Regions from separate parts of the Homo sapiens genome. Here region 2 is linked to region 1. A link is a loop called in an ENCODE intact Hi-C map of the cell type or tissue named here. Cell type or tissue: B cell. All regions are shown on one strand. Links, peaks and the distances in the headings refer to the core of each region. The heading gives the core; the rest is flanking DNA.

Region 1 (5,375 bases), core at 318-5,317:
TAGCTCTATTGGTGATACAACACGGAAGAAAGTTTACATGGCCCTAAATATTTAAAAATGTTGATTCTAAATTTGAGGGGTTTTTGGACAGTCATTACATTATTTTCTAACTTCTCTGTGTGTTTGGGATGTTTCTTTTCTTCTTTTCCTTTTTTTTTTTTTTTTCCCCGAGATGGAGTCTTGTTCTGTCGCCCAGGCTGGAATGCAGTGGCGCGATCTCAGCTCACTGCAACCTCCGCCTCCTGGGTTCAAGAAATTATCCTGCCTCAGCCTCCCGAGTAGCTGGGATTACAGGTGTGCACCACCGTGCCCAGCTAATTTTTGTATTTTTAGTAGAAACAGGGTTTCACCATGTTGGCCAGGCTGGTCTCGAACTCCTGACCTCGTGATCTGCCCACCTTGGCCTCTCAAAGTCCTGGGATTACAGGTGTGAGCCACAGCGCCCGGCCTGGGATTTTTCAAAATAAAAAGCGGGCAGAATGACAATGTCCCCCAAATGCACATGGTCCCTTCTTTCAAGGAACTGGTGGAGGCAGACACAAATCACTATCTAATTATCTTTGTGATAAGTGCTACACAGGAGAGTGACTGCCTGCCATGAGATTTCATTACTAAGGGAACCTAACTCAGCAATGAATGGAGGCAGAGGGTGACAGGAAGGGCTTCCTGAGGGCTTCAAATAGGAAATGGGTAGGTGTGAAGGTGGGTGAGATCTCACATCTGCTACTGGGTTGGGAACATTTCATTTGCCAATTCACCCACTTTTATTTTCATTCATTCCTTCAGCACATATTCACTGGGCACTGATCGGCCAGGCCCCGTGCCAGGTGCTGAGGATATAGTGGTGGCCAAGGCACGCAGGAACTCTGCCCTCTCACAGCTTCCAGATGAAAGGCAGGAATAAGCCCTGTTTCCTTTTTACATCCTAAATCCTGGAAATGTGAGTGTTAGCGGTGTTCTTAATACAAAACTACATTATAGCAGAGTGATTTGTCTGTATCATCTAATGAGATTTTGATCTGCAGTCATGTGCATAGCATTTACTTTGTGGAGTCTCTGCTGTAAATTTTCTATTAATTGCTGGCTTTGTTACCAAGCATGGCCACTGCCTTTGTGTGCTATAAGGGAGCAAACCTATTGCATTAGCCTGAGCAAAGCCAATTAGGAAGATAAGTCCTCTGGAAAAAGGTATTCCCAAACTAAGTAGGGCTGATTTCTGGACTTGCCTGGGTTTTTGGATGATCAGAGCCATGGTTTAATATTAGCATGAACAATTGAGAAGGGCTTTTAGTTGCATGTACATTAAAACTACATTCAAGACAGATGAGGCCAGGTGCGGTGGCTCACGTCTGTAATCCCAGCACTTTGGGAGGCCGAGGCGGGCAGATCATGAGGTTAGGAGATCCAGACCATTCTGGCTAACACGGTGAAACCCCATCTCTACTAAAAATTAAAAAATTAGCCGGGCGTGGTGGCGGGTGCCTGTAGTCCCAGCTACTCTGGAGGCTGAAACAGGAGAATGGCGTGAACCCGGGAGGCGGAGCTTGCAGTGAGCCGAGATTGTGCCACTGCACTCCATCCTGGGCGACAGAGTGAGACTCCGTCTCAAAAAAGAAAAAAAAAAAAAGACAGATGAAAGAAAGAAAGAAGGAAAGAAGGAAAAAGAAGGAAAGAAGGAAAGCCATGGATATATATAACATGTTTCTTTCAACGATCTCGAAATGCTTCCATCTGTATGATTTCATTTTCCCCAATGGCTTCCTGGACAAGTATTACTGTTCCCTTTATTTAATGGGTGTAGGGAGACCAAGTTACTTAGTCCGAAGTGCTATTGCTGGTCAGTGGGTGATACGATTAAACACCCACCAGATGACACAGATTCCTTGTTTAAAAACACTTGTCTTTTCATGATGTTTCTAAGACATCAAAATCCTGCCATGACCTCTCTTCCCCCTCTTTTCACTACACTCCCTCAGCACTCCCATAGGGCCCAGGGAAGAGTATACTAGGGTGATTCGGAGACTCTCTGATATTAAAAAGATTCTCAGCTTAAATCCAATATAGCACAGTCACGGGTTGTGTGGGTTTTCTTTTTTATTTTTTCTTCTCCATATTGCTTTAAATAAAAATCTTGGAGCCACCAGCCATGTAATGATGGATTATTTTAAGTAACAACTGGAGTGGGGGGCGCAGAATAAATTAGAAACACAGACCCTTCCTCCTCAGTTTGGCAGGAGGAGGCTTCTGCTGCTGGGATTTGAAACCGTGGGTTTCTCTGCCGCCTGCACAGAGGAAGGAGGCCACATGCTCAGGAGGGTGAGAAATAATGTTATCCTCTTCTTCAGTGTCTTCTCATTAGAGGCAGCCATCTGCTGAATTATGCAGCGCGCTCTCAGCCGGCCCTTCCACTCACTTAAAGGTGACCAGGGAAAAGATCTGCAGGCCTTCTCAGCGAGAGGCCTCAGGGCTCAGGTTTCCCCTGCCATGGCCCTCTCTGACCCGGAATGAAGGCCCTGGGGTAACGGGGCAGAACTCTGTTTTCCTGGCCCTGATGAGGTGTGAGGTCGTGTTCGGTTTCCTTTCACATTGGAGGCCCCCAGCTCTGAACACTGGCGCTGAGGCAGGAACTGGGTTTTTTTCAGATCCCCATTAAACAAGACCAGATGGAGGCAGAGGCAAATTCAGGCTCCCCAGAGGGCAGTTGGGCATTCACCCAGAGGCCTGTGGGTAAACCTTTTCTTTTTTAGCAGATTGGAGGTAACAATAGCCAGAACACCTAGAAAACTCTCTTTCAATTGTCTGGCTTCCAGGGAATCTGGCTGGCTTTTGTGGGAAAGTTTCACTCACCCTGAGCAAGGGTCACCCCTGGCCTGAGGTGGGGATATTTGACCTAGACTTAGGCTTGTGTTAGTCTTGGGGTTCTTCAGCAGAACTGGGCAGCTGGCCAGGCTGAGACTTAGGCCGCAGTCAAAAGAGAGGGAAACAGGAGGAAAAAGTGGGGAAGTGAGTAGAGAGCAGGAACACACAATGAGTGCCTTCCACCGCATTGACTGCTTCAGTTGCCTTCTGTGGGCCAGAACCACCTTGGGGAGCTCACGGGTTTCCAGATTCGGTTCCTTGACCCTTCTGCCCCTGACCAGCATCAAGCCAGAAGCTCAATGTCCCGGAATTTTACCAGTCTAAAGAAACACATGTGCCACTTGAGTCAGCTTTTCCATTTGAGAGTGGCCGTTGGCTCGACAGGGGCCTGGATCCTAGCACTATTCTCTGTCACTAAATCAGTCTGTGACGTGAGCCAAGTCACTTCCTCTCTGTGAGTCTCTGTTTCCCCTTTTGTGAAACGAAAGGGCTGGATTAGGTGATCTTTAAGGGCGTTTCCAGCTCTAACATTGTATGGTGCTTATGTTTCCTTTTTCTCCAGCCTCATTTCTTTTAGGTCCTTGCCTGCGTCTGCTTCCGAATGAGGTGGCAGAATTGAACCCCACCCCTTCCCTGCTTTGACCCCTTGAGCTGGGTGGGGAGAGAGTCGTAGGGAAGGTCGATCTATGCTTTTAGCTCAGCAGGCTCTCGGTAAGTGGAACAGAAACAACCCTTCAGATATTGCCTGTCCATGTAGGTGTAGATAGCTATTGTCTTCCTATAAAGGTACATGACAGCTGAATGTTTGTCTATTGAATCCTGCTTTCAATGCAGTAGAAGAGCCGGCTACTTAATGGAATCCTGCTGTGAATCCTTTTATAGAATGAAAAGCCACTCTGGAATTTATCTTGTGTATTAAAATCAGTTTCATCTATTGGATTTGCCAAAAATGGGCCTCCTCCTCTGTCTGGTAAGGATAGTCTGTCTTGTGCTTCTTCAGCACAACTGCTCCCCAACTGAAGGGCATTTCTGAGGCCCCTTGGGGGTGCTGCCAGCTTTTGCAGGCCTTATTTCTCCTTAGAACAGCCCCCACATTTCTCTTTCCCAGGATAGGGCATTGCTACTACTCAGTTTCCTCTTAGCCTGGCTTAATTAGCATGAGGGACATTCTGATATTTGATGTGTTGGATGCATTTGAGAATTGTTTTTAAAACCTGTGGGAACTTGGCTGTGTGCGGGGGCTCACACCTGTAATCCCAGCACTTTAGGAGACTGAGGCGGGCGGATCACCTGAGGTTAGGAGTTCGAGACCAGCCTGGCCAATATGGCAAAACCCCGTCTCTTCTAAAAATACAAACATTAGCTGGATGTGGTGGTGGGCGCCTGTAATCCCAGCTACTCGGGAGGCTGAGGTAGGAGAATCACTTGAACCCTGGAGACGGAGGTTGCAATGAGCTGAGATCGTGCCACCGCACTCCAGCCTGAGAGAGACAGAGTGAGACTCCATCTCAGAAAAAAAAAAAAAAAAAAAAAACCTCTGGGAACTTATCAGTGCTTTTGTGGTTCTTATGACATAATACAGCGGCATCCTTGGCAGCATTGGAGGCAGCAGAGGAAGCTATCAGCTACCTGATTGTTTCATCAAGACTTTTTGCTACATGTTTCAGGATATATGATTTGACTTCTGGTTCACATGAATCATTATAATAAGAAATTATACTGTATGACAATAAGTTATATATATAATATGTAATAATAAGTTATAATAAGGGGGCTGGGCACAGTGGCTCACGCCTATATTCCCAGAACTTTGGGAGGCCGAGGCGAGTGGATCACCTGAAGTCAGGAGTTCTAGACCAGCCTGGCCAACATGGTGAAACCCCATCTCTACTAAACTAAAAATACAAAAATTAGCTGGGTGTGGTGGTACACACCTGTAATCCCAGCTACTCAGGAAGCTGAGGCAGGAGAATCGCTTGAAACCAGGAGGGAGAGGTTGCAGTGAGCTGAGATCGCGCCACTGCACTCCAGCCTGGTTGACAGAGTGAGACACTGTCTCAAAAAAAAAAAAAAAAAGAAGTTATAATAAGGAGACTAATAGGGTTTTATTGTATTTCTGGTAAAATAAATGTTTTATATACAATAAAACTGCCTGAAAGCTAAATGCTCTGATGACCCAAATTGTCAGGCACCTTTTTGGTTGTAGTTCAATATTTTTCTAAAATACCTGAGGCCACTTTCCTACCCAGGAAAGTATCATCATAGAATCTTTTTTAAAAAAGTAACATTTTCCCTGTTTATAAAAGTAAAATATGCCTATTGTAGAACATTTGGAAAACCCAGAAAAGCAACATCACCTACAACCTCTCTACCCAAAAGAAATCACTGACATTATTTTGGCATGTGTTCTTCTAATCTTTTAAAAAATGTGTATTTTCCCCCATCATTGGGATGACCCTGTGTATACAGGTTGGTTTTCCTGTTGTTGTTTGCCTTTGGTGAGCATTTCCTTTTGT
Region 2 (5,375 bases), core at 190-5,189, 66 kb after region 1:
GTTTCCCCAAGTAAATCATTGTTAGTGGCCATTCCTAAAATGAATTCTGGCAAAACTATAATTAAAGCTACACTTTACAAGTGAGAGGCAATTGGTAAACAGCTGGAACAGCCAACCCCAACCCCAAGTAGGTTGGCTCTTCCTGGCAGGATTCTCCCTGGCAGACCACGAAAGCAATTTCAGACCAACGAGTCAGGGGAGGCTTTGGCTCCCCAGGATCTGAAAGCAGCAAAGGCAACCCGCCCCCTCCTCAAAGCCCTCATTCAAGGGGTGGATCACGAAGGCCACCTAGAATGCAGGCAGAGTGAGGCTTACTGTGCCTCCACATTTTGAAATTGCTTGAGGCACTACTTATAGCTCTCTGCATTTGTAAAAGCGATTCCTTTGTGACCCCCTACATCGTTGCAGATACTCTACCTCAATCATTATTGGTCCTTAGGAGTGCACAGTATATGGATAGTATACACACATCAAAATACGTCAGCCTTCCCATGAAACCTAGAACATAGGCCATTGCAGTGTTTTTTAGATTACTCTTCCCCTAGGAAGTAGACAAAGAATAAAAATAAGATATGAGCATTTGTATAGCTTTTATTACTTTCCAAAGTGTTTTTTTTTGTTGTTGTTGTTTTGTTTTTGTTTTTGTCTTTTGTATAGTATCTCATTTTATACTTACAACAGGTCTGTGAGGTAGAGAAGGAATAATCCCCAGTTTGCAAGATGAGTAAATGGAAGCTGGGCGAGGTGGCTCACTTATGTAATCCTAGCACTTTGGGAGGCTGAGGTGGGAGGATCACTTGAGCCCAGGAGTTGGAGACCAGCCTGGGCAGCATGGTGAAACCCTATCTCTCTATTTTTTTTTTTTTTTTTTAAGAGAGTTGGCTGGGCATGATGGCTCACGCCTGTAATCCCAGCACTTTGGAAGGCCGAGGCAGGAGGATCACCCGAGGTCAGGAGTTCAATACCAGCCTGGCCAACATGGTGAAACCCTGTCTCTACTAAAAATACAAAAATTAGCTGGGCATGGTGGCGGGTGCCTATAATCCCAGCTACTTGGGAGGCTGAGGCAGGAGAATTGCTTGAACCCCAGAGGCGGCGGTTGCAGTGAGCCAAGATCGCACCATTGCACTCCAGCCTGGGTGACAGAGCAAGACTCCATCTCAAAAGAAATAAAAATACACACACACACACACACACACACACACACACACACACACACACACACCAGCTCTGGGCCCAGCTGTGACTCTTTGCAGCCACAGGCAAGTCTGTTGACTTCTCTGTGTTTCTTGGTCTACTCATATGAAATGGGGATCAGTTCTACTTGCTGTATTTATGTCACAGGAATGAAATTTACATGGAAGAGAGGTCAAAGTATTATTTAAGCACAAACCAATGATGGGTTTCCATAGTTCACATTTTCAGGTAACTGTGGTCTGGACCCTAGAACAGAGTTCTGCAATCATCCCCATATGCTCTGCAAACAGGTCTTGCCCCAGAGTACCAGTTAGCTGACTAGGACAGCTCTAAGGATCTCCTGGGGTGAAACCTCAGCCTCCTCTACTTTCCCAATGGGACAGGAAATGCAGTGGCTAGAGCCTGGGGCTCTATCCAGTGGCCTGAGGCCACTTAGAGATTTGTGGAAGGTATTCCTGTACAAGGTATTGGGTGGTGGTGCTGGGGGTGGGTGGTGGTGCTGGGGGTGGGTGGTGGGGGACACTAGTCAGGACCTAGTCATTAAGAAGAGATAGGCCGGGCTCAGTGCCTCACGCCAGTAATCCCAGCACTTTGGGAGGCTGAGGCGGGTGGATCACTTGAGGTCAGGAGTTCGAGACCAGCCTGGCCAACATGATGAAACCCCCGTCGCTACTAAAAATACAAAAATTAGCCGAGCGTGGTGGCAGGCGCCTGTAATCCCAGATACTCAGGAGGCTGAGGCAGGAGAATCGCTTGAAATTGGAAGATGGAGGTTGCAGTGAGCCAAGATCACGGCCACTGCACTCCAGCCTGGGCAAAAGACCAAAACTCCATCTCAACAACAACAACAAAAAAGAGCCGGGTGCAGTGGCTCACGCCTGTAATCCCAGCACTTTGGGAGGCCAAGGCGGGCAGATCATGAGGTCAGGAGATCGAGACCATCCTGGCTAACACGGTGAAACCCCGTCTCTACTAAAAATACAAAAAAATTAGCCGGGTGTGGCGGCGGGCTCCTGTAGTCCCAGCTGCTGGGGAGGCTGAGGCAGGAGAATGGCGTGAACCCGGGAGGCAGAGCTTGCAGCGAGCCGAGATCGCACCACTGCACTCCAGCCTGGGTGACAGAGCAAGACTCTGTCTCAAAAAAAAAAAAAAAAAGAAAGAAAGATAAAATGTATTTTTGTGGTTGTTGATCATTATTTTGCTGGCTAATGCCACTGCTGCCATCATGTGGGAGTGTGTGTGGAGTGTATGAGAGAGAAAGCATGTTCCCCGGAGCCAATGCAATAAGACCTTAAGACCATCTAACATAGCTATATTCTAATTTAGCCATTAGTCCTCATTACTTAATTTTCTTCTGACTTTTTTTTTTTTTTGGTACATTAATCTATCCATTCATTAACTCAGCTTCTCTTTTCATTTTCAGTTTGGGCTTCCTGTAGACACCCTTTTCCTGCGCAACAGAGCTGGGCCTCCCTTTCTCTAATTTCCCCCTTAACATGCCTGGGGGGCATACAATCCAACCCGCGCCCTCTCCTCTCTTCCTGCCAAGGTTTATAGAAACCTGAGAATCTGAGGGTGATGTCTGGCCGCTGGTCAAGAAGCCAACAGTCATGTGGCTCGCAGATGCATCCTGCATCCCAGTCCCCCTCCCAGCACCCCCAGCCATCCCCCCTGTCTTCCCCCACATCTTTGCCAGAGGTGTGACATGGTCAGGGGGCCCATCTGCTACTCTTTCCCACCAGCTCCCCTGTTCCAGTTCTGGTTGCTGTTAGTTTCCCTGAGGTATTTGCAACCACCATGGCTGGGTAACCACCGATCAGCACAGCTGTCCCCTTGGTCTCCTGTATCCCAGTCACTAGTCCTCCCTGGTCCACCCCACCCTCATCCTCAGGAGCCACAGCCATTTCTTAGAGGGTTTCAAAAGGACAGCCTTTGGCGCCTTTTCCTTCTAACCTTTGAGTCCAGCCCTTTCCAGTTTTCATTCACTCGAAGTAACTGCACTCAAGCTGTGCTCAAAATCGGCAACGCATTTATTTACACCAAGCCCTTCCCATAAAACACAACTGCTGAAGAAAATAGCAGACGTTTCCCCTCTCTCTAACTCTGGGTATCCCACAGATGCAAAAGGGAGAATAAACCTGAATATTATTACCAGCCTAGAGTCTTGAATGATAGCCTTACCGAATTCTTCTTGTGAGGTATTTCAGCATCTCGGGGGGTAATTTCCGGAAGGGCTCCATACTGTCCCAATAAGGTGAGGCCAGTAGCAGGAATAATAAATCCCACTTTGTAGGCTGGAAAACTGAGCTGTCAAAAGAATCAAGTGTTTGGGGGTTTGCTCTGATGAGTCTTCTAGTTCATTTGGTGAATGTCATGATGATTTTTAACATGCATTTTGCATGCATCCCCCAATAAGAAGAGATGAGACTCGGCCGGAGAGAAGAAAAGGCCCTTAACTTTCTTTCCAATTTAAGGAGTTGAGAGTTTAAAAATATTCCAGCCCTAAGTTTTTATCATGGGTCCCATCTGATAGTGGCTTTGGGAACCTCTGTGAAGTAGAGAGCCCTCCCTTGTCAGGGTTATGAGGCACAGTGGCCTTTGGTGTTTGGCCAGTGACAGTGTGAGAGATGGAGTTGACCTGGCAATGATCTGTGGCTAACATGCCGTCTCTCTGCCCTTCCTTTGCAGTAATCCATGGCTGTGTACTGAATAGTATTCCCCGCTACAGCTGGACTGGACTCCATTTAGCCTTTTAAGCCGAGGTTCCTATTTTAACTGACAGCTTTCCTTTGGGGTGCCAGGCAGCGAGGCCCCCCACCCCTATCCTGCCATGTACTTCAAGCTCACTTCTTCTTTTTGAGTTCCGCAACTTGCTCCTGCCTCCCAGCCCCACTGGCACTGACCATGACCACCTACTTCTATTTTTTTTTTAGAGTTTCTTTTTTTGATCACTTACTTTCAAAGCACACAGTCAAACAAGGTTATGCCAAATTTCCAGGCCTTTTTGAAGTATTGAGAAGGGGAAGGGGATTTCTCACTTCAATTATAGATCATAATAGGAAGCAAAAAGAAAAAAATGAAAAGCAAACATATGCACGCACTTTTCTTGTTGACAAAGCAAGAATATAGGTTTGCTGTGTAGGTTTGGTGCTCTATTGATTGGTGAGTGACCAGAGCAAGTATGAAGGTGATGCTGCCAAAGCACAAGCCAGTTTCTTGGGAAAATTCAAGTTACAGTGGAGTATTTTTTTGAAGACCATATGCTTGGAGGTAGAAACAAACCAACGACCAAAAAAAAAAAAAAAAAAATCTGCTCAGATACTCAGCCAGTAGCTCAGAGAGATGCTGAGTTAGGCCTGTCAGGTCTCCTTGGGAAAGGCTTCATATTTGCAACTTTGATGATTCTATGTCCAGCTTCAGAGCTGCTTTCCCAGAAATTCACGCTTAAACAACCAACCGGTAACCACCACTTCCCCACACCGCCGCCCGGTAATTATTTGCATTACAAACCGGAGGCGCCCTCATTTGCATTTGTGTACAGATTAACTAGTTAAGGCTTGAGAAGCTCTGAATAATTCAAAAGTATTAGACCCACACAGCCTTGGAGAGACCTTCAGAAACTAAGGAGGAGTTTTATATTAAGGGAGACATTTTAGTCAGTAAGACGATATAACCTACTTACTCCGTAAGGGGAAATGAAGGCCCAGAGAAGGGAAGGGACTTGACCGAGGTCCCACTTCTGTTTCGAGGCAGAAGCCAGACTAATTTTCATGCCTCCTGACTCCCAATCAGTTTCACAAAGGGATTCAATCTGTTTATATACGTTACATTCCTGGATACGAGGTCTTTTGATGTTCAGAGTAACTGACTAGTTAGTATTAGAAGACCCTCGAGGTTTTTTTCCACAGAAAAACATCTGAAGATGGATTGGGTGAGGGCTGGCAAAACGAAGGCATGCCGGGCCAGCTCCTTAACCCAATGACCCAGTGATGCTGCAAGGCTGGAACGGGGTCCAGGAGACTGTGTGTAACAGGTGCCCTAGGTGACCCTTATAATCAGGGAAGTTTGGTGAACAAAAATCGAACCCATGAGTGAACATAAATTAAAAAGTTGATCAACCTATTAAAATGTGTATTTCATTGGGTAGCTTTTCTCACTGTAGACAGATTTTTTCCTTC

The links. Peaks named below come from ENCODE experiments on the same cell type or tissue, not always from the same donor. Only the 100,000 strongest peaks of a DNase experiment are listed, where the experiment ranks them.
Region 2: it touches region 1 in a loop (4-fold over the local background); 30 of 110 quality-filtered maps call a loop at or near these places.

The regions. Positions count from the first base shown.
Region 1 is chrX:119,683,501-119,688,875 of GRCh38, reverse strand. All of the region lies in intron 1 of SEPTIN6 (septin 6), which reads left to right. Among named protein-coding and RNA genes, the nearest start is that of SEPTIN6, 7.0 kb to the left of the region's middle. RefSeq lists enhancers at 2,626-2,675, 2,706-2,755, 3,026-3,255. In B cell, for the core only: no CTCF peak of the experiment used is centred there; DNase peaks (open chromatin) are centred at 2,625 and 3,355; H3K4me3 peaks cover 3,204 bases; H3K27ac peaks cover 5,000 bases.
Region 2 is chrX:119,617,297-119,622,671 of GRCh38, reverse strand. SEPTIN6 (septin 6) reads left to right here. Exons shown (of 11, transcript NM_145799.4): 11 at 2,621-5,375. Among named protein-coding and RNA genes, the nearest start is that of NKRF, 14 kb to the right of the region's middle. In B cell, for the core only: a CTCF peak has its summit at 2,483; DNase peaks (open chromatin) are centred at 2,461, 4,031 and 4,691; H3K4me3 peaks cover 1,854 bases; H3K27ac peaks cover 3,407 bases.